7 separate regions of the Homo sapiens genome follow, and regions 2, 3, 4, 5, 6 and 7 are each linked to region 1. The links are chromatin contacts, found by Hi-C or POLR2A ChIA-PET in ENCODE. All regions are on one chromosome and are shown on one strand. Each heading gives the region's core, a stretch centred on a gene start or an enhancer-like site at or near the end of the contact. The rest is flanking DNA. Distances are from core to core; before and after follow the strand shown.

Region 1 (2,957 bases), core at 226-2,725:
AAAATGATTTTATCATTCAAGAAGTATTAATCTTAAGTAAACTGAAAGTCCATTTCTTGTCACAAACAAAAAGTTATAGAATTATTTTGCTGAGAAAAAAAACAAAGGTAACAAAACCCCCACCAACTCAATGGGAATCTGCAGTGTTGGTAATGAACATATTGGCAAGCTACAAACCTTGTACCTGACAACACCTGCTATTCCATTTATACCACAATGAAACTAAGATAAACCTATCACAGGAGTAGCAACTGTGAAGTTCTCCATTATGGGTGCTATTTCATTCAAATATCTTGTCCTTTTCCAGGGCTTGATTCATAAAAATAATACTTCAAAAATTAAGCGCTAATGGCAAATATAGGTTCAACAGCTTAATCTTAGAACGAGATTTGTAACATTGTTATGAAGCTACTGTCAGTTCTTTCAAGTGGACAACCGTCCAAATAATTCATAAATCCAACCACAGTCCCTGGACAAAGGGCTTAACAGGTATCCCAAACACTAAATGACTATCTAACAAAACTAGTCACAACATAATCAAAGAGATGTGTAATTCGCAAAAAACTGCGAAGTCACTGCCCTCATCCACGACTAGTGGATACTCAACCACTTCAGTTTCCCGCGACAGTCCATGATCTTCCTCCAGCAGCAATGAACAATCCCTGCACAGTGAACAAAAAAAGTTGATATGTGAAAAAAGTTCAAATATGTGAAAGAGTGGGCTTGTATTGAGGTCTGACTCCGTATTGCACCCATGGTTCCGAAGGTGGCCAGCCCTCTGTCCACCTGACTCAAAACGGGGTCACACGCCAGCCTCTCCCTTATCTTTTGGCATTAGAGGCTGGGAGGCCAGGAAGCGGGGCCTTAATCATCTCCAGGTTAAGCATAGCGAGCTCCAAAAAGCCCTCAGAGTCCTGCCCTTCTGAAGACTCTAAGGCCCGCCCTCAAGGACCCTCACCGCCCCCCACCTGCCACTCGGCACCCCAAGGGAGCCGCTCCAGCTGCATCCGCTCCTCCCGGCACCCCCATCTAAAAATGTGTTCGCGCCCGCACTTTCAGCACTCCCAGATGACAAAACGCTGTGTTTGTGTATAAGTGAAAGCCACTCGCGCCAGTCACTTCCAGTTTACAAAGCCTTCTCTCTGGAGGTTATCCCTACCCGCTTTACCTTTAGGGTCTTGGCGGGAACAAGTTCCCGCTGCCAGTGCCGTGTCGAATCGGCGGATGCTGTTCAAAGAGAGAGACTTTAAAAATAATTTTTAAAAATACATTGCCCTTTTAAGTCCTACGGATTTATTGTATTTTATTTGTGTTCGAAAGTCCGCTAATTCCCAATGTGGAGGGTTGGGGATGTTTCCCTTAGCGCCTCTGGGACGCTGTCCCTAAGGCCTTATTCCATGTTGAATCTGACGCTCTCAATGTCCAGGCTCGGCTGCGGCGTGGGGACCGAAAAGGGGCGGGGTGGGTCGGACGGCAGTTTAATTACGTCCCCGGGAACTGCGCCGATTTGGACTTTTGGCACTTGGACCTATGCTTTAAAAAGAAAAAAGTGTCATTGGCGTGGAGTGGGGCTAGTGGAGGGTGAGGTGAATGCGCCGTTTGGAAACCACAGGACAGTGAACGTTTCGTCTCTCCCAGCGAGACTCTCCCGCGGGCCCGGCGGCCGCATCGGGAGCCCGGCGGAAACATGGCGGCGCCCGGAGGCCGGGGCCGCAGCCTCTCCGGCCTGCTCCCCGCGCAGACCTCGCTAGAGTACGCCCTGCTCGACGCCGTTACCCAGCAGGAGAAGGACAGCCTGGTCTACCAGTATCTGCAGAAGGTGGACGGCTGGGAGCAGGACTTGTCAGTACCCGAGTTTCCGGAAGGTGAGGGGCTGGCGTCGGGGTGGGGGCCCCTCCCGGCACCTCCCCTTCCTCGGGGACGGCGCCCTCCCGCGAAGCGGTGGGCTAGGCGGGTTTGTGCCGCTGGCGCCCCGGGGAGTGGCCCTTCGCCTAACTTGGGCCGCTGTTCGCGTGTTCTGCAATTCCCAGGGGTCCCCAAGCGGCCACCGACGGGGGTTTCCCTGGCACGGGGATCCACATACTCGTCTGTGTATCCTGAGTTCCGCCCGCGCCTGATATTAGCCAAGTGGACACTCCGTGAATATTTAGTGTCCCCGGTGGCAATGATTGCAACGTCCACACCATTCTGTCCATTCAATCTGGTTCCCCAGTGTCTTCTGGTCATCTTTCTGCATCATCTTGACATTTATTGATCACTTTTTCATGTATCACACACAGGGTTTTTTTTTGTTTTTTTTTGATACGGAGTCTCGCTCTGTCTCCCAGGCTGGAGTACAGTGGCGTGATCTTGGCTCACTGCAACCTCCGCCTCCCAGGTTCAGGCGATTCACCTGCCTCAGCCTCCGGAGTAGCTGGGACTACAGGCCCGCGCCACCACGCCTGGCTAGTTGTTTTGTTTTGTTTTGTTTTGTTTTGTTTTGTTTGTATTTTTAGTAGAGACGGCGTTTCACTATGTTGGCCAGGCTGGTCTCGACCTCCTGATTTCAAGTGATCCTCCCGCCTCCGTTTCCCAAAGTGCTGGGATTACAGGCGTGAGCCACCGCGCCCGGCCTGCCACACACAGTCCTAAACACTTGAGGGGATACCTAAACACTTGAGGAGATATTACCTTATTCAATTACCTCTATATCCCAGTGAGGTGCTCCTATCATTCCCCTTTCACAGTTGAGGAAATGGAAGCACAGAGAGGTTAAGTCACATGCCCAGGGCCTCACAGCTGATAACTGCCCCAGTTGGATTATACAGGCCCTGGATTTGCTGGTTTCTTAGCTGTACTGTGCTTCTCCGTTCAAAGTCGTGAAACTAATACTTTTAAAAATCGGAATCAATTATAGCCTATTTCCAGGGTTTAAATCCTGGCCATGTGAGCTTTTGGAGCATGAAGGAACAGATATT
Region 2 (2,957 bases), core at 200-2,699, 3.9 Mb before region 1:
ACTAGAAGCCAGCTCAACCCCATTTTAGGTAAATCAATTTGAGTTCAGTTTCCATTACCGAAACTGAAAGAAGTGCTCACTTTTACAAGGAATGGCACTCAAATTCTACCAGTAGGGGAGGCGCCTGTGGAAAATGGCTTCCCCTCTCTCAGCCTTTCACTGGACTTTCCTTTGAGGTAAAAAAGACTCTACCAGCTGGTGTAGAAAAGACTCTTCTGCTCCTAAAAGGCTGTGAGTCTATAAATCTAGCACAGATCACCTTGGCCCCCTAAAGACCACCTGAGGCCTACAGCCTAACTCATCATTATCCACTTGCCTGACTCCATTTCCAGCACTTCACTTACAGGAAGCTCCTTCCAGATGGAAGTTCTCCACCCCTCCCACATACTTCCACAGGGTGGGTCTGGTTTTCTGCTCACCCTTAACAAGCTGTGGCAACGGCAAATCCAGGTCAAGGTAGGTTTGGGACCCCCCTACTCACAAACACAAGCAGGAGCCATGGTCTGTGTTCAGCAAGAAAGCCTGGCCATGCTGCAAAGTGAGTGCATTCATGTCTCAAGTGGTTAGCAGGTGGGTGACCCCTTGGGGATGGCCAGGGAGTCTGGCCTGTGGCCTCCATGAACTCTGAACACCTCTCTCCGTCTCCCACTTTGTCAGAGGCTCTGATAAGTACATCCTGGTTATGGCAGGGGAATAAACTAAAACATGTTTAACTTGAGGCCGGGAAATTATCTGTCTCACCCTCCTATGCCCAAGGAGAGCCCAGGGCAGGCTACTGGGGGGATTTTCCTGGAGATTATACCAAAATATTCCCTTACACAGCCTCTGAAACCATTTGGGTAGGGAGGGGCCCGCGACCGTCTATCCTTGTGGCGGTGACAGATCAGTAGAGTGAATTGCAGGAGTCAGTATTGTCGAGATTGTAACTTGAGGTTTAGATTCCTGGGTAACAGAAGCGAGGGCAAAGGCTCGCCCACCTCCCCGGACACGAAGAGGGGCCAACTTCCTCCAAGAACGGGGCCTTCCCGCGGGCCAGGAACTGTGACGGCCGCCGCCCCCTCAGGCCGAGTGCAGCAGTTCCGCGGGCATACGCGTCCAGGAACCAGACTCGGGCCGCCCCGTGCCCACCGACCCTCCGGAAACGAACCGGATCTCGCCCGGCCTCATGGACCCCTTCCCCCGGCTCCTGTTCCGGGGCTCCGGCGAGCGCGGCCCTCGCCAGACTGCGGCGGGCCGGGCTCCTCACCCGCGCGTCCCTGCCCGCCGAGGTGCAACACGCGCGGCCGCGCAGCGAGGGCTGCACGCTGCCCGGACGCCGGCTGCCGGCGGAGTGCCCTCACCTTACTCGCGGTGGCTTTCTGGAGGCTGCCATTCGGCGGTGACGTGCCCCAGCCCACGTCAGGGGAGCGCAGACCAGCTGATCACCCGCGGAAGGGCCGGCGCGAAGGAGGCGCGAGAGCCGGCGGGCGGGCGGGCGGGCTAGCGCCGGGTCGGCCACGCCCTCGCCCGTGGCGGGCGCTGGCGCCGCGGCCCCGCCCACACGCAGGCCCCGCCCACACTCCCGGACCTGGGGTTCGCGGCCGCAGCGCCTGCGGCCCAGAGCGGGGCCTGCCCTTCCACACCAGTCCGCATTGCCTCTCCCTGCAGCGAGCGGGGAAAGGACGCAGTGCTGCTGAGTGTCTTCATTTTTGTTCGTTTTTGTCGTCATTCCTCAAAGAGGAAAAAGGGCTTTGCCGAATAAAGGGGCTACTGTCCCAGGGATTTTCCGGCTTAATTTAGGAGGGCTGAGAAGAGAGGGACGTGGCCGGCTCCGGAAGAACCTCGACAGGGTCTTCGAGGCTTTGGAACAGGGTCTCAAGCTTTAGAAATGTCCCCAAAAGTATGTTCCCAGAGAGCTTCAAAATCCAGCTCTCCGCTCCGCTTGGATAGTAAATAGCCCCTTCAAACTTAACGTCCAAACGGAACTCCTGGAACTCCCAATGCACCGAAGCAAAGCAAAAACGTTCTCCACCAGTCTTCTTTGCCATCTCAATCAATGGCTACTCTATTCTTAAGAGGCAAAATTTAGGAATCCTCCCTGCCTCTTCTCTTTCACACCCCACATCTAATCTGCCAGCAAAATCTTGTTGGCCCTGCCTCCAAAATAGACCCCTAATCTGGCCGTGTCACACCACCTCCACCTCCTACCCTCTGATGTGCATCAGAGGGTTGTACCACCCCACCCGTGTGGTTACAGCAGCCCCCCAAATATCCCCTCACCATCCCGCACCTGCACAGTCCAGCCTGAACAAAGCCGCCAGACCAGTCCTTTGAAGCGTGACACCAGGTCACTTCTTTGCTCAGCACTTTCCATTAATTTCTCGTTTCACGCAGCATAAAAGCTCCATTTGATCTACCCCCAGCCACATTTCCTCCTGTTCTCACCTTCCTCACTCTTCTTCAGCTGAAATGGCCTCCTGGCTCTCCTTGAAAAAGCAGGGTACACTCATGTCCCAGGGCTTTTGGACTTGCTCATCCCCCAAATATTGAGGCTCCCTTCCTCATTTTCCTTCAAGTCTTCGTTCAAGTATCACCTACCCTGACCATCCTATTTAAATTTGTAAATCATTCCAATATTCCTAATCCGCCTTACCCTACTTCATTTTTTCCATAGCACTTACCACCTTTTAACAGGATTCTTTTAATGTACTTATGTGTACTGTATTCTTCCCCCTCTCCTGCCACCACCCACGCACACAACAAAACCATCAGTGCAGATTGTTTCTGTTTTGTTTAATGATGAACAATATCTAACATGTCATAAGTTCTCATTATATATTTTCTGCAGAAATGAATGTTTCAGAATGTGCACTCCTCAAAAGCAGGGATGGTGGCTCTCTTGTTCATTGTTATTTCCCTGGTGCTTAGAACAACACCTGGCACTAAATGAAAGTGACCACATTTTTTTAAAGGTGAAT
Region 3 (2,957 bases), core at 142-2,641, 3.8 Mb before region 1:
CTATGACTCTGAAATTCTTTTGTAAATTTTAAGCAGCTTATATTTCTTTGAGATATAATTGTCTAGAATTTTTTGGAAATTCTAAAACGAGTATTTCCATGAGCGTTTCTTACTAGTGGTGTGATCTATATAATGACATTATGTTGAGAGAGGTTTGTATATTTAGATCCCTCTTTTGCACTCTAGCTACAAATTTTTGTTTACAAACTGGTAAGCCAAAATATTAAAGCTACACTTGGTTGCTCTGTTCTGACTGTGTTAAGAACACGGGTCTAGGTGCACTGATTGGTTTCTGGTTTAGCAAGCACACCTTGACTTTTGTATTATGGTGAAAGCAAATGCTTGTTAACTGTATAGTGCCTTTTAAAAAAATTCCTGTAGGAAGATATTAATGCTTAGAAAAATCAGTAGATTTGATTAATAAATCATCTATAAAAAACCTGAAATATTTTTCAACTTTCATTTCCTAGAGTGTAGTAAAGGCAGTAACTGTTAAACGTGAAATCAAATAAAGTAATTTGCACCTGGAAGAAAGCCTTTCTAAAATTATTTCTGTAGTTTCTAGCCACATGATTGAAAAATACAATAAATGTATATTATGTTATTACTTCTCATTTGCAGTTTTTATAAACTTTAAAGCAACTTCAGAGGTGCTAACTTGGGCCTTCTTTCTTCCCTCCACCTCCCCTTTTTATTTAAAGCATCATATCATTTATTATATTGGACCAGCAGGAATGAGTTTAAAGAGGTTGAGAACTGTTTCAGATTAATAACTTGGAAATATCCCACAGGAGTCACAGTATTGCTTATCTTGGATTAAGTTTTAAGAATCCAGTCATTGAGAATTATTTCTATAAGCTGCCATATTTAAAGTTGGAGTGAGGAAGAACCTTACACTGATCCACATACCCCAAAATTCGTGTCAGTGTACTTTATGGGGATCTTGTAGTTTGAAGGATGGCATGGTCCACAAGATAAAAAGCTTCATCATGACAGTCAATAAGTAATGTTCTGGGTTTACATAGAGTTTATATTTCTTTCCTCAAGGTTCTCAGTTTTTCATTTTCATGTATAAGGTATACATCGCTTTTCTAAAACACCAACAATGCTAGATTATTTTTGCTTTGATTTGCTTTGTTTTTTTCATATTCCTTTGAATGATTTAGTTATTACTTCTCTTTGTTTAATATTTTTTAAAGGGATAACTATTTATCCTAACTTTCTCTATACTGGAAAAACACCCCCTTTCCTTCCCCCATTTACAGGATTGTGCAACCTTTCAGTTAAACAAAACCAAAATTGTTCACTTGCTCAGTGTTCCACCCCCTTGAAATAAGCCACATAGCTCTCTATGGGTGTGGCCCAGCGTCTTTGGCTGCCACAGTTACTTGATCCCCTTATCTCATGTCACCCTTGGCTCCCTATATTGTCTCTTCATCTGGTTTCTTAGCTCCTCCTTTTCCCGCTTCCACCGAGTTTTTGTACTGCTCCTGTCACTTTGCTTCTCAGAAGTTCAGAAGCAATTGTCATGAGCTTTTCCACCTCCCCCCCTCCTTTCTCTGAATCTTCTGAGGAAGTTACAGTTGGCCCTCCACTTCTGAGGGTTTCGCATTCTCAGATTCAACCAACCACAGATTGAAAATATTAGAGTAAAAATACAGAATAACTACTTACATAGCATTTACATTGTATTAGGCATCATAAGTAATCTAGAGATGATTCAAAGTATTCAGGAGGAAGTACAAAGTTTTATGCAGATACCACTTCATTTTATATCAGAGACTTGAGCATCCTGGATTTTGGTGGCCATGGGAGGTCCTAGAACTAATCCCTGATGGATACCTAGGGACAGCTGTACATATACACTGTCCAAAGAATTCATTGAGGATTTCCTACTCCAGGATTAAACTCCTGAAGTGAACGTTTTGAAAGGCAAAAGGATTTTTTCTTTTTTGTCAAAGTTTAGATGTTGTAGGTGTGAATTCATTAGTATAAAGTACTTACAGCCCTTGCTTTATATAAAGTATATGCTCCTAAAAAGTTGGCTAGTGGCTGGTCATGGTGGCTTATTCCTGTAATCCCAGCACTTTGGGAGGCTGAGGGAGCTGGATCACTTGAGCGCAGGAGTTTGAGATCAGCCTGGGCAACGTGGTGAGACCTCGTCTCTGCAAAAAATAGAAAAATTAGCTGGGCGTGGTCATGTGAGCCTGTGGTCCCAGCTACTTGGGAGGCTGAGCTGGGAGGATTATTTGAGCCCGGGGAGGTTGTGGCTGCAGTGAGCCATGATCATGCCGCTGCACCCAGCCTGGGCAATAGAGTGGGACCCTGTCTTAAAAAAAAAAAATTGCCTGTATCTCAGTATAACATGGTTAAATGCAGGTGCGATTACTATTTAAGACAACCTGGCAAGGAATCTTTAAATAATTTACATAAATAATCCTACCTTAATTTTTCCATTTTAAAGGATTTTTCCTCTCAGGTTGTCATGATTGTATATGCTGTAAATGATCTGCATATTCTTCTTCATAAAAATGGAAGATTTGTTATTTATTTGTACTTCAGTGTGGAAGCATCTTAAACATTAACCCTGTGGCATTTTCTCATCAATAGTAAGTTGATCAAATGAGTGACCCAGTCTCAGCAATTTAACATATCATCCCTTTCAGCTTTAAATGTATATTTAATCACCTTAGCCCATTTTTCAATCCACAAAAGTAACCTTTCTCATATATCAACAGCTTTCTGGGCCAGTGAACCTTAGAACTTAAGTGCCTTACAAAACATAATGCTTATTAGTTGTGTTTTTTTTTTCCCCTTCCCACCCTCTCCCATTAAATCTACCTTGCTTATACTTGATGCTTTTAAGGATTTGAGCTCATAGGGTGTAGTATAATGTAGTGCCACCTTGACCATGAAATTTGTTTACTGACCTTAGTATTAACCTAGAACATTCTTAT
Region 4 (2,957 bases), core at 230-2,729, 3.6 Mb before region 1:
ATGCGCCACCACGCCCGGCTAATTTTGTATTTTTGGTAGAGACAGCGTTTCTCTATGTTGGTCAGGCTGGTCGCGAACTCCCAACCTCAGGTGATCTGCCCGCTTTGGCCTCCCAAAGTGCTGGGATTACAGGCGTGAGCCACTGCGTCCGGCCATCAAGAGTTTTTATGACAATGTGTATGAAGCTGCCTTTGAGTAGGGTGGCTGCATCGCACACCTCCAGGGGGCAGCATTGTCTTTGTCCTCTATATAAATGGTTCCCCTGGAGGAAAACTCCAGGTGACCTTGCAAAGTAACCATATTTAGATGGGCTTGTCATAGAGATATTTTCCAAGGAAGTGCAGAAGAGTCTTGTTCACTACATCTTGTTCCTTTCTTAGATACAAGTTACATCAGAATAGGGGACTCAGGCTCTTGCCTGGGTCTGGATTGGAAGAAAAAGAGCTTACCATGGGCCAGAGTGTGCTAAGTCAGATACAATACACAAGCATCTTATCACACATTTCAATGATGTGGAAACTTAGGCCAAGAGAGGTTAAGGGACTTGTCCAAGCTCACACAGTCTGTATGCAGCAGAGCTGGGATTTGAACCCTTTCCTATGGCACCCTAGAGCAGCCTTCAATCATCCCCTGACACCTCCAGTACTTCCCAGGGCTGGAAAGCATCCATGATTGCGGACAGCAGTGGCAGTGAAACAATGTCAGCTGGGGTAGGGGTTTTCAGAGGCAAAAGGTGGAATTCAGCTGGGGAGGGGGGTGGTTCCTGAGCTGCCACTTCTGCCTCTCAAATTAAAGGGAGCCAGGTGTGGAGGCATCCTGGTGTGAGCTTTGCACAGCTGAACCAAGGCTGGGCAGAGGAGTGTGGAGAGGGATGCTGACATCTCCTCCCACTTCTGGAAAATAACTTTGCATTTGAAGGGAGAAAGGCATGAGTAAATCTGTAACTCGGATTTGGACGGCCTGGGATTTCATTTGACTGTGTGAAGGCACACACAGGTGCCTCGCAAGTGTGTGCGTGATTACGTATGTATGTGTGTCTGTGAGTAGGAGTGTTTGTGTTGGGGGTGGGGGGATCTTCTGGTTACACACTGGTTCCCTTCTTCCCATTTGGATTGGGGAGCTTTTATTTATTTATTTTTAAGTCATAGCAGCCACCATGTATGGGGACCTAACTATGTGCCAGGCATTGTGCTGGACACTTTCTGAGGCATTATTTTTCTGTGAAAAAAGTAGTTTGTTTTTATGCAGGTGCACCCAGAGACATCAGGTATTTTTTTCCATTCCGGTTAAAAGACAGTGTTCTACTCTGTGGTAAGCCTTGGGGAGAGGCAGGGAAGCCTGCGGGGACGGGCAGGGGCGGTCCCTGCCTCGCTCGCTAGTCTCCACCTTTTATTTTGACCGGTCCGATGGCGACAGGCTCGCACTAGGACCCAGGCGCCAGAGTGCCTCCGTCTGTCCTGTAGGTTCATTCAATCTCCCATACACACAGACTCACAGCGAGACCGACACACACTCCCATACACTCACACACACAACTGCAGGCAGCGAGGCTCGGGAAGTCAGGCCGGCTTTTCGCCCCGGCGCCTTCTCTGCTCCAGCCGGCCGGGTCTCCCTGGGGGCCCGGAGCTCGGCCGGGCCGCGCAGCCCCGTTAGAGGACGAGCTCGGCGGACCCCCGCTCCTCCATGGGCAAACGCGGGCGGCCGCGCAAGGAGGCGCGCTGCGAGGGCGCGGGGCTGGCCCCCGCCGCGCCCCCGGCTGTGCCCCCCGCCGTGGCCGCGCCCCAGCCCCCGGCCCTGCCCGAGGACCCCGCTGGGGCCAAGCCCAGGTGCCCCTTCTCAGACATTTTCAACACCAGCGAGAACTCGATGGAGAAGCACATCAACACTTTTCTGCAGAACGTGCAGATTCTGCTCGAGGCCGCCAGCTACCTGGAGCAGATCGAGAAAGAAAACAAAAGTAAGTTTGGGGGCCCCTGCTCTTCCTCGGCGCCCGGTTCTTTCTTTCTCGCCCACTTGGGCGACCCCTGTTGCGAGCTCGGCCCGTCCCCCCCCCGCCCAACATACACATCCAGCCCTTGGCAGTAAAGCCGATGACACCGGAGAAAGGACACGCACGCACAAAGCTGCTAAAGATGTAACAAAGACGGGCGAGGGGGAGAGGGGCCTGTCGGTGCGTCGGTCTGTCCTCTCCGGCGGGCTGGGGCTGGGAGGATGGCCCAGCGGAGGAGCGGGGGAGTGTTGTTGTTTGCTGACAACTGAGCCGAGAGCTCATCTCTTTGAGGTCGCTTTTCTTCCTTTTTTTTTTTTTTTTTTCCGGAGCCTTCTCAGGCAGACAAGTGTTGTTTTTCTGTTGCTCGTTCCTGGGTGGGGTGGGGATTAGAAGCCGAAAGTTGGAAACCATAGGCAGAGCTCAGAGGTTCCAGAAAGAAAACACACAGACACACACTACAACAATAACAACCAAACAGCTCTCCACGGCGTGGGCTCGGCTCTGTCTCTCTCTCTCCCTCCTACTTCGCCTTTTTCCTTCCCTCTAGCAGCAGGACTGGGCTCAGGCCATCACGTCTACGGACACAGTCCCCCTGCACGTCCGTTGCCGTGGGGTGCCACCGCCGCCCCCCCCCCCCCAAAGAAGGAGGCCGGCGGGGCCAAGCAACGCCAGCAGCTCGCCCCGGACACGCCGTCCTGAGCCCGGGAAACTTGGCCGTGGGGACGCGGCTAGAAGGAAACTTTGGGATCTTTGAGAAACAATAGTTGGGGAAGAAGGTGTGGGCTGTTCTGTGCTTTTTCTTTATTTTCCGGGAGACGGCTCTTGAGTGAGCGCACAGGGCAAGCAAGGCAAACGCCTTCCTGGTCGATTTCTACTCCCCCCACCCGCCCACCCCCAGATTCACGTGGATAGTAGTGCGTGGGTGGGGGTGTGCTGGGAACCCCACCCTGGCCTGGCTTCTTTTTTG
Region 5 (2,957 bases), core at 122-2,621, 3.5 Mb after region 1:
CCCTTCCATTTCCAATATGCTGCTTATAAAAGGAGACGATTCTGCCCGCGTTGACAGCACCCTGAGTCCCCATGAACACGCGAAAAGGTTTCTAGCTCCTATCAATGCCGTTCGGAAGCAAAGCAAGTGTTCACGACTCGCCTTGATCTGGGGCCCTGTCCAGGGTGGGAAGGCCCCAGAAGCAGGCGCCAGGACAGAAATGAGCCTTTGCCCTTCCCAATCCACGCAGCGTCCCGCCCAGGCCCGGGTTCCCGGCAGCCAGGCCCCCTCCCCGACCTCCAGCTCACCTGATCTTGTAATTCGGTAGGGTGTGCTTGCGCTTGATGATCTTCTTGAGCTGGTTGACGATGATGGAGGTGAGCTGGGGCATGGGCCGCCCTTCAAACTGGGAGCGCACCTCGAAGTCGATCAGCGGGTCTTCCACGAAGGAGAAGAACCAGTGGGTGAAGGGCACGCGCGTAAAGACCAAGCGCAGCCTTCCCACCACGCGGGACAGCTTGACAAACAAGTAGGCGGACTTGCCGAAGACCAGGTCCACGTCGATGGCCAGGTGGAAGCCCCCGTTGTACTCCACCTCCGCCTCGAAGGCCAGCTCCTCGGGGCAGGCGGCGGGCAGCGCCTCCCCTTCAGGGCCATCGGGCTCCCCGGTGGCCGAGGGCACGACTGGCCGCACGAGCCGGATGGTCTTGATGAAGGGCACCGTCTCGCCCAGGAACACGTCCCGCAGGCTCAGCCCCTCCAGCAGGCGCCCGGCCGTCTTGGTCTGCAGCAGCTCCTCGAACTCCACCTTGATCTTCTTGGTGACCCAGCGGCGGGTCAGCGCGGTGTCCCGCAACTCCCGGAACAGGAATAGGATGGTGGCGTTGAGGAAGTAGCAAGTCTCCCGCGTCGGCGGGGCGGGGGTCTCGGGGGCCGCGGTGGGGGTCGCGCCGCCCTCAGGGGCCGCTCCGGAGGGCTCCTCATCCCGGCCGCCGCCATAAAGGTACTCCCTTAGGAGCAGGCCCGGCACTGGCTTGATGTAGCGGAAGCCCTCGCCCGCGCGGGCGGCCTCGTCCGCCGGCGGCTCGGGCTGTCTGCGGTACAGCAGGAAGAACTGGGCGAGGAGCGTGAGGAAGGAACCCAGCACGGCCGACGCCAGGATCATGAGCAGCAGCCCCATCCCGCCACCGCCTCCGCCCGGGCCCCTACTCCCGCGCCCACAGCGCCGCTTTCTTCACGCCGCCGCCCCCGCTGCCTCCATTTTGAGGACATCGGGCGGCTGGGTCGGGGCGAGCGGCTCCGTGGGCCTCGTCCAGGGGCTCGGGCCGGCGCGCTGCGGCGCCCGAGCCCGCAGCGGCCCGCGCCTCCTCAGACGCTCCCGAAGGGCCGGTGTGGCGGCGGCGGCAGCGGGGCCGGGACCGGCGCCTCCCTCAGGCCTCCACTCATTGGACGAGCAGCGCGTGACGTCAGAGGCGTGCTCGCTCCCGGCGGCGTCGCCCAGCAGTCGGCGCCCGGGCACGCGGACGCGGGTCCTCCTTTACTTCTCTGCGGCCCTTCCAACCTCGTCCCCCCACGCCAACATTCCAATCCCCGCGGCGCGCGCCGCCACCCACGTGGCCGTCACTTCTGGAGCTGCGGTCGGGATCTGGGAGGACGGCTGGGGACGCGGGCTGGAGGATAAGGCGGTCCGGCGGAGCGGGCCTGACGCGTTCCGGATGCCGGCCATCCCGTTATCCTCGGCTGCGCCCATCCCCCGTCTCTGGCCGCAGTCCCCGCGGTTACCTCTGCAGCGGCGTCGCTCATCCTGCGGTGTGCTTCTTCCACTCGCACCCGTGACAGCCCGGCTGGCAGCGGCGCTTTCCCTGCGGGCAGCACCGCAGACGATCCGAGCGGGCCTTTCGGACGCTTCCCAAGCCCACGGCGAGAGGGGACCGACTGCCTCAGAGGCAGCCATCGCGGACCTGCCGTCCCCCCGGCAGACGCTCTGCGTCCGCGGAGGGTGGGCCCTGGGAAGGAGGGACGCAGGGAAAGGGCGCGCCACGCGGAATGACTTTCCCACCGAGGTGGATCTTCGAAATTTCAGGGAGGAGGAAGTTGAAAGAACAGCCAGGAGGAGAGATGCATAGTGAAACGAGTTTGCCAAGTGATTGGAAGATTAATATGCGACCCGCTGTCAGTCTCTGGTTAAGCCGGTAGTCCATCTATGAGGCAGTTATTCACTGTTAGCCCCCACCCACTTGACAGATGCCAACACTGGTGCAGAGAGCGTGGGGAGGTTGCGTGGGGCCGCAGAGTGGAGCCTGGTTTATCTAACACTAAACCCTAATGTCTTGATCACTACTCTCTGCCCTAACACAGAAACTGCTTCAGTTGTAAGCAGGCCAGTGGGTTCCCTAATGTTCAGGAAGGGAGAATTGGGGAGGCGGATTAGGGAAGACGGCAAGGAATTTTGCATAGAGTAGCACCTTAACCAAAGCCACGAAGCTAAGCCAGGTTGCCCAGCAACAGCGTTACTCCTCCTGCCCTCTGACTACTTAGTGGTTACATCATAAATGCTTATCCCTCCAAGCACGTGGAGTTCCAGTCCTGCAGGAGTCAGATATCCCATACCTTAAAGGCCGATTCTGGCTGTACCTAAGGAGCCAGGGCAGGGCTCCTCTCTAGCCCTTGAAAACCTTCAAGCCGGCCGGGCGTGGTGGCTCACGCCTGTAATCCCAGCACTTTGGGAGGCCGAGGCGGGCAGATCACGAGGTCAAGAGATCGAGACCAGCCTGGCCAACATGGTGAAACCCGTCTATACTAAAAATACAAAAATTAACCGGTCGTGGTGGTGCGCGCCTGTAGTCCCAGCTACTCAGGAGGCTGAGGCAGGAGAATCACTTGAACCCGGTAGGCGGGGGTTGCAGTGAGCCAAGATCACGCCATTGCACCCCAGCCTGGGCGACAGTGCAAGACCCTGTCTCAAAAAAAAAAGAAGA
Region 6 (2,957 bases), core at 117-2,616, 3.3 Mb before region 1:
AAAAAGTTAGAAATAAAGAAAAGAAAATGCTTACATATTTATTTAATTTATTTTGAGACAGTCTCGCTCTGTTGCCCAGGCTGGAGTGCAGTGGCGCGATCTTGGCTCACTGCAACCTCTGCCTCCTGGATTCAAGCAATTCTCCTGCCCCAGCCTCCCGACTAACTGGGATTACAGGCACCCGCCACGACGCCCAGCTAATTTTTGTATTTCGAGTAGAGACGGGGGTTTCGCCATGCTGGCCAGGCTGGTCTTGAACTCGTGACCTCAGGTGATCCTCCCCCCTCAGCCTCCCAAAGTGCTGGGATTACACGCTTGAGCCACTCGACCAGGCCTATTTATTTTTTTAAACCAAGGGCTGGATAGGATTTGATCCGGGCTCCAGATAAAGGACTCCTAGGGAGATACCCTGGTTAGCAGAGGCAGTTAGGAGGCTACTAAAAATAGTTCAATCTAGAAATAATTAGGGCCAGAATTGTCTCCAGCAGCGGGCGGGGGTGGGGCTGGGGATGATTTGGGTAGTTATTTTGTTCTCTTCCCAGCAAGTAATTTCAGAGCAGCCCAGAGATTCATTTTCTAAACAAATGATGTTTTTCTCCCAAGACTGACAAGGATCAGACAGACCTAGGGTTGCCACTAGCACCTAGTATCTTTCAGGCTGTTTTCTTTTGTTTTTAAAGTGGATTAAAAGCTTTCAGCCTTACCTAAATCTTTGTTGCAATTGTACAGATCTGCCTAGATTTATAGCAGATGGTAGAACAGAAACAGTTCCCGACGGAATTAATCATCACATTATTAAAACAAATTTTCGAGCATTGACAAATCCCTTCGGGGTTGTCCTCCGAGTGGGCAATTCGTAACCAGCTTGGGGCGTGCTAAGATTGTAAACGTTCCTATGGAGAGCGATAACAAAGGGGCAGCAGTGACTCCGCACACAGAATTCCAAGAATCACCAGCATTCCATGTGTTCCAAGGCTAGCACAGTGCGCGCGAGGTCCGCTTTTTTAAACAGCGCGGAATCACGTGGCCGACAGCCCGCGGCGCTACTGGCCCTCGGAGTCTCCCTCTTGGCTTTGGCGCGGAACCTTTCCCCCTTTGTGGACGCGACCATTGGCCCCGCGCTCGGAGGTGGTACGGACCAACCCTACGGTCATAGATTTTCCGAGTGAAGCTTTTGACTAAGTCTCAGGAAAGCGTTAGCTACAGAATTCTAGATTCAAAAGAAATCCACCAAAAAACGCTGTGGAGGACTGGTTTTGCCTAAAAGAAAGAGCAGACCTGAACTTGACTCCTCCTACGCCCTGTGAAGGCTGCAAGGTGGTTCCGTCCGAGGCGCGGACTCCGCCCCCACGAGCGCCGCCATTTTGTTTGGCTGAGGGGAGCGAGCGGCGCTTTGGGGGAGGGGTCGCGTAGGCGCCTCACCTGACCCTGCGGCCGTGCGGTTGCTGCTCCGGGGCAGGTCTCCTTCCAGGCCAGGGGCCCGGAATCATGTACATAAAGCAGGTAAGGCCTTCGCGTCCCTCCACCCCGTCATGGGCCGGTAAGGGCCGCTCCTTGAGGCGGGAGTGTTGCGGCGCCACCCGCAGCCTCTCCCCTGTCTCCACAGGCTGGACCAGGGCTGGGCGGGGACTGTGGGGGAGGAGGGAGACCCGGGTCCCGCTAGTGCCCCGGCTGCGGGGTCGCGGAGAATTGGGGCACTCCTTTGCAGCCCCGGCCTCCCTGCTGGCGCTTGTCTGGGAGAGGCAGGATCTCCGAGAGGTGTGGAAGGGCCGGCGGGCGGGCCGCTGGGAGGGACTGGGCCTTCCTGGGTGGCCCCAGAGCTGGCGGGGGGCACCCCGCCGGGGCGGCCGCGGGCGGGAAGGGCTGTGTGGTCCTGCAGGGGTGGCCTCACACGGCCCATGTGCCTGGGATGTGTGGAAAGGTGGCTTCCCCGGCCCGGGGGCGGCCCTGGGGGCATTGGCTGGGGTGTCGTCACCTGTCACTGCGGGGAGCCGTTCTTCTCCCCAGTTAACCCGCGAAGTGAGCGGGACCCTCCTGCTTGCAGGATACGGAGCGCCGCCTCCCTCGGTTGTTTACTTCTGTCAAAATGGTCTTCCCGCGCGGGACTCCACCACAAAGATGAGCCCAGGCACACGGCCTTGGAGACGGTTTTCTGTTGGGTCTGTCGGGCTCTGAGCACTCCTTCTTTGGAACGTGGGTTCTTTCAGGCTGGCCGGCGTGAGTGACTGAAAGCAGCACTCGGTGGTCTTGGAGTCAGGAGAGCTGGGGCCCGTCGGCCTGCTTTTATAGACTTGCTATTGTACTGCAGCGTTTAGGGTTCAGTTAAGCTCACACAGTGTTTTTGATTTTGAAAGGTCCTTAACAGGTTGACAGCATAACTCCTAAAAAAAAATAAAACCCAGCAGCATTGCCTTGGCAAAGATTACCGATAAAAGTACCTTTTTTTTTTTTTAGCAGATTTTTAATCACCACTTTCCAAAATGAATTTTTCTTATATGAAATTTCGAGTTTTCTATATTGCATTAAATGAAAAACAAGAAAGAAATGCAAGAGAAAAATGTTAATTTTTTTTGTGGGGTGGGTTCTCAAAAATGTTTTTTATTTACTAGGTGATTATCCAGGGTTTTCGAAGTTACAGAGATCAAACAATTGTAGATCCCTTCAGTTCAAAACATAATGTGATTGGTAAGTGTTCTTGGTTTACTCGGTCATATTTATAGTCTATACAGATAATGTAAATTCTGTCCATTTCTATATTGGCTTAAGGAGACAGGAATTGTCTTTGAATATTAAGTTATATTTTTCTGCGTGAAATAACTTTTCTGTCTTATTGCACTGATGAATTGCTTATTTTTATAAACTTAAAATGTTTGGATAAGACACTCATAAGTTATCCATTTTTTATCTAGGTAGCCTTGTATGTGTGTGTAAGAGTGTTTTAAAGCATTTCCGCTCTT
Region 7 (2,957 bases), core at 189-2,688, 3.0 Mb before region 1:
GCTACTTGGAGAGTTTATGATATTTCGATTACATTATCGTGTGAATTTTCCAGGTCTGGTCCTAGCTGGACTTTGGCACTCAGCAAGGGACTCAAGAGAAATCATGGATTCTCATGCTTTGGGTGCATCAGCCGCACCTGGTGAGCTTGCTAAAAATGCATATTCCTGGCGCCCCCATGGAGATTCTGACTCATTAGGTCACGGGGAGGACCCAGGCATTTGCATCTTAGCAAGCCTGGGGGGTAATTCAATGCAGGTGCAGTCCACCGATGACACTTAGAGAAACACTGCCCTAGATGTCAACCAGGGACTTCCCCAGTAGCTCCTGGAATAGAAGCAGCATTTATTTTACTGGGTGGTAGGGCCATTGAAGGTAGGGGCACTTTAGTGTGAAAAAGGCTTGACAGTAGGAGGCAGAGAAAAGGAGACCAGCATGGCCATGGCAGAAGGGGCTGGTGGCAGCTGGTGGGTGGGGGAGGCGGCGAAGGATGGGGGTGGGAGCGTGTCACAGTCATCGAACTGGGTTTGGGAGCATGTGTTATGATTTTTAGTTGGGTTCGTACTTACTGTGCTCAGGCAAAAGTCAATTTTCCAATGCTGTCTTTATCTTTGTTAATGGCTGGAAGTGTTGTGGTTATTAAACAGCTCCTCGAGATCTGATGGAAGCCCTGCTGCTGAAGACAGAGAGCTGTGTGGAGTCAGCAATCCTTACTCAGAGGAGAAACAAGGAACAGGGCCACTGCCCAGGGCCGCGTTGCTGTCAGCGAGGAACTCTGGGGTCACACACACTTTCTCTCCCTCTTCCACAAGACACTACTGCTGTCAGCTCGGCCCTGCTGATTCCTGAGTCCCCCTGCATGGCACACTTAGTGTACTCCATAGGGGCACTGTCTCTTGGCCTCTTCACAACTGGAGAAGCAGGTACTGTTATTCTCCCCATTTCATAGATGGAAAATGAGGCTCCGAGAGACAAAGTGGTTTGTCAAGGGTCAGACGACCAGTAAGTGGCAGAGTTGGGATTCAAACCCAGGTCCACATGACTGTCAAACCACACTCTTAGCCACTATTCTCCACTGCCTACCTCCTGTTCCTGCCTCTCCCTAAAGCCTCTAGACTCTGGGTCTGCCCAGAGCTGCTTGGATAAATTAGAAAGTCTAATTTAGCAATACTGCAGTTACCTATGGCTGAATTCCTGATTGTTAAATTCCAGAAACTGATTTCTCCAGTACCTCTCCTCCCTGGAAAGTAAAGAAAGGCCTCCACCCACAGCACTATACCCAGAGAAATACTGTTTCTTCCTTCTTCTCACTTGGGAGAATATTCCAGGGGAGCTGAGTCTGAGGGCAAGAGAGGAAGGAGGGCCCCGGGGGCTGCTCAAGTTCCTCCTGTTTCAGGGAGGAGAAGAAAGAGAAGCAGCTTGCTTTCTGCTCTCAGGGGACTTGGGGACAAAGGGGAGTGATCAAAAGGGGATTTCCCACAGCCCCAAAATGCTAGCCGGATTGCACTTGTGACCTCTCCTTCCTGAGTGAAACTAGATTGTTGACTTGCCTGCCACCTGTTTCCAACATGGAGTAGAGATGTTGCACATACATGATGCCATGTGTCCAGATTAAGACAACAAAAAATTATAAACAAGGATTGAAGAAAGTTGGAGGCAGCAAATATATGGTCTGTAAGGGCTCATACAGCAAGAGATGTGACTAGAAGCCTCCTGGGAGCCAAGGCAGAAAGAAAAAAAAAAAAAACATGCTCTGTCCTTAGGCTGGAGAGAGCATTCCAGGTTATCTGGGGAGATTGTTCTACTTGACTCTATATTCTGGAATAATTCTCCTGAGGGACAGTACAGAGGTACTGAGAGGTGTTGGAAAAATCCTTAGGGAGCTCACAGCCCAACATTGGAGAAGAGCATAGTGGGAGCGGGGACACTGGGATGGCTTCTGGTCTGTGTGAACTGGTTCCTGATGTTGGGGCAACACCTCCCAGTGTCCGAAGGCCTGATCCTTGCTCACACCTGCCCAGCCACCTGAGAGTGAGTATGCTGGCTGGAGTTCATGAATTTTTGTTTGGGTTTATTTTCAAGCTCTGTTTTTCAAATTTCTCTGTTAAGTGGCTGAACTTCCAGGAACCAGTGTTCACAGGCCAAGGAGGAGGCCACCATCATCTCTACTACCTGAGTGCCCTGCCACACCCACCTGACAATAGAGAGCTCTAGGGTGGGGCCCCTGCTCTTTGGATTGTTGGGGGAAATAAACCTCTCCAGCATTTATTCTTTGGGGTTACCCCAAACGGATGACCACAGCCAGGAGGGAACAAAGCCTGACTGGGAAGTGCTGATTCTCTCTGGCAGTTTGGGAACTTCCCCTCAAACCTGTCTGATAAGGAGCGGCCTAGGGAGGAGGGGTGCAAAAGGTGTGCCCCGTTTGCCCGTGAGATCTCTCACCATCACTGTATGCAAGCCTAGGAAGAACAGAGCTTTCTGGCTCAGGGACAGATCTCCATGCTGGGAATCAGGACCTTGAGTTCCTGGGTCAAATCCACAATGAACTCATTCTGAGATGTAGGCAAATGTTTACCTTCTGTTGCTTCGGTTTTCCCATCTGTGCATTTGATGTGTGCCTTGTGCGTGCCAGAGGTTTTTGGGAAGAAAATAAGAGTGGAGACTTGCTGTCAATCACAAGGTGGGGGGTGGTCACTTCTCTACCTGAATCTCCCACATGGGCCTGTGGGGAGCTATGGTCCTTATTACCATCCTCCTGCCCCCAGCAGGGGAGCCTACCCATGAGGCAGGCTTGCTTGGGGTCGGCCAGCCTGGTCTCTGTGGTTTTTGTCTCCTGGGCTCCTCGTATGGCTTAGCTTGGCCCTCCACCGACCCTACTTAATCTTGCCTCCTCTCCACCCACCTTCTCACCCCCACAGCCTCCATTTGTGGTTCAGCTATGCTCAGTGCCTCGGGGGTT

What was found. Hi-C counts contacts between places; a loop is a spot of excess contacts on that map. ChIA-PET counts read pairs that join two places held with the same protein, here RNA polymerase II (POLR2A). Pooled maps may share reads with other maps.
Region 2: a loop to region 1 is called in a pooled map, with 6 times the contacts of the local background. The contact joins the promoter of XPNPEP1 here to the promoter of NHLRC2 in region 1. A Hi-C loop is called at or near these places in 2 of 37 single-sample maps with no recorded cell type and 7 of 50 pooled maps.
Region 3: a loop to region 1 is called in a map with no recorded cell type, with 4 times the contacts of the local background. The contact joins the enhancer-like site here to the promoter of NHLRC2 in region 1. A Hi-C loop is called at or near these places in 2 of 37 single-sample maps with no recorded cell type and 4 of 50 pooled maps.
Region 4: a loop to region 1 is called in a pooled map, with 8 times the contacts of the local background. The contact joins the promoter of MXI1 here to the promoter of NHLRC2 in region 1. A Hi-C loop is called at or near these places in 6 of 50 pooled maps.
Region 5: a map of B cell shows a loop between it and region 1 (28-fold over the local background). The contact joins the promoter of PDZD8 here to the promoter of NHLRC2 in region 1. A Hi-C loop is called at or near these places in 2 of 168 maps with a recorded cell type or tissue (B cell and naive thymus-derived CD4-positive, alpha-beta T cell), 4 of 37 single-sample maps with no recorded cell type and 7 of 50 pooled maps. POLR2A ChIA-PET finds 5 or more read pairs at or near these places in 1 of 52 experiments (CD8-positive, alpha-beta memory T cell).
Region 6: a pooled map shows a loop between it and region 1 (6-fold over the local background). The contact joins the promoter of SMC3 here to the promoter of NHLRC2 in region 1. A Hi-C loop is called at or near these places in 1 of 37 single-sample maps with no recorded cell type and 4 of 50 pooled maps. POLR2A ChIA-PET finds 5 or more read pairs at or near these places in 1 of 52 experiments (activated CD4-positive, alpha-beta T cell).
Region 7: a loop to region 1 is called in a map with no recorded cell type, with 5 times the contacts of the local background. The contact joins the enhancer-like site here to the promoter of NHLRC2 in region 1. A Hi-C loop is called at or near these places in 2 of 37 single-sample maps with no recorded cell type and 3 of 50 pooled maps.

The regions. Positions count from the first base shown.
Region 1 is chr10:113,853,186-113,856,142 of GRCh38, forward strand. It overlaps NHLRC2 (NHL repeat containing 2), which reads left to right and starts at 1,476. Exons shown (of 11, transcript NM_198514.4): 1 at 1,476-1,865. The coding sequence starts at 1,688. DCLRE1A (DNA cross-link repair 1A) reads right to left here and starts at 897. Exons shown (of 9, transcript NM_014881.5): 1 at 1-897. RefSeq lists a silencer at 1,586-1,945 and an enhancer at 1,956-2,660.
Region 2 is chr10:109,922,062-109,925,018 of GRCh38, forward strand. XPNPEP1 (X-prolyl aminopeptidase 1) reads right to left here and starts at 1,450. Exons shown (of 21, transcript NM_020383.4): 1 at 1,341-1,450. The coding sequence starts at 1,372. RefSeq lists a silencer at 1,126-1,665.
Region 3 is chr10:110,066,745-110,069,701 of GRCh38, forward strand. All of the region lies in intron 1 of ADD3 (adducin 3), which reads left to right. Among named protein-coding and RNA genes, the nearest start is that of ADD3-AS1, 60 kb to the left of the region's middle. Within about 2 kb of position 1,392, at least 11 of the 41 ENCODE cell types and tissues checked have a DNase peak (open chromatin) inside an H3K27ac peak, as active enhancers do.
Region 4 is chr10:110,206,126-110,209,082 of GRCh38, forward strand. It overlaps MXI1 (MAX interactor 1, dimerization protein), which reads left to right and starts at 1,480. Exons shown (of 6, transcript NM_130439.3): 1 at 1,480-1,957. The coding sequence starts at 1,684. RefSeq lists an enhancer at 1-61 and a silencer at 1,651-1,730.
Region 5 is chr10:117,374,069-117,377,025 of GRCh38, forward strand. It overlaps PDZD8 (PDZ domain containing 8), which reads right to left and starts at 1,372. Exons shown (of 5, transcript NM_173791.5): 1 at 288-1,372. The coding sequence starts at 1,159. RefSeq lists silencers at 863-1,042, 1,143-1,462 and an enhancer at 1,693-1,812.
Region 6 is chr10:110,566,329-110,569,285 of GRCh38, forward strand. SMC3 (structural maintenance of chromosomes 3) reads left to right here and starts at 1,367. Exons shown (of 29, transcript NM_005445.4): 1 at 1,367-1,503; 2 at 2,610-2,685. The coding sequence starts at 1,489. It overlaps LOC105378483 (a long non-coding RNA gene), which reads right to left and starts at 980. Exons shown (of 2, transcript XR_946318.2): 1 at 705-980. RefSeq lists enhancers at 1-372, 1,187-1,236, 1,247-1,346 and a silencer at 1,687-1,976.
Region 7 is chr10:110,841,758-110,844,714 of GRCh38, forward strand. No RefSeq gene overlaps it. Among named protein-coding and RNA genes, the nearest start is that of PDCD4-AS1, 28 kb to the right of the region's middle. RefSeq lists enhancers at 801-870, 941-1,020, 1,151-1,210, 1,281-1,350, 1,361-1,420 and 2 more. Within about 2 kb of position 1,439, at least 10 of the 41 ENCODE cell types and tissues checked have a DNase peak (open chromatin) inside an H3K27ac peak, as active enhancers do.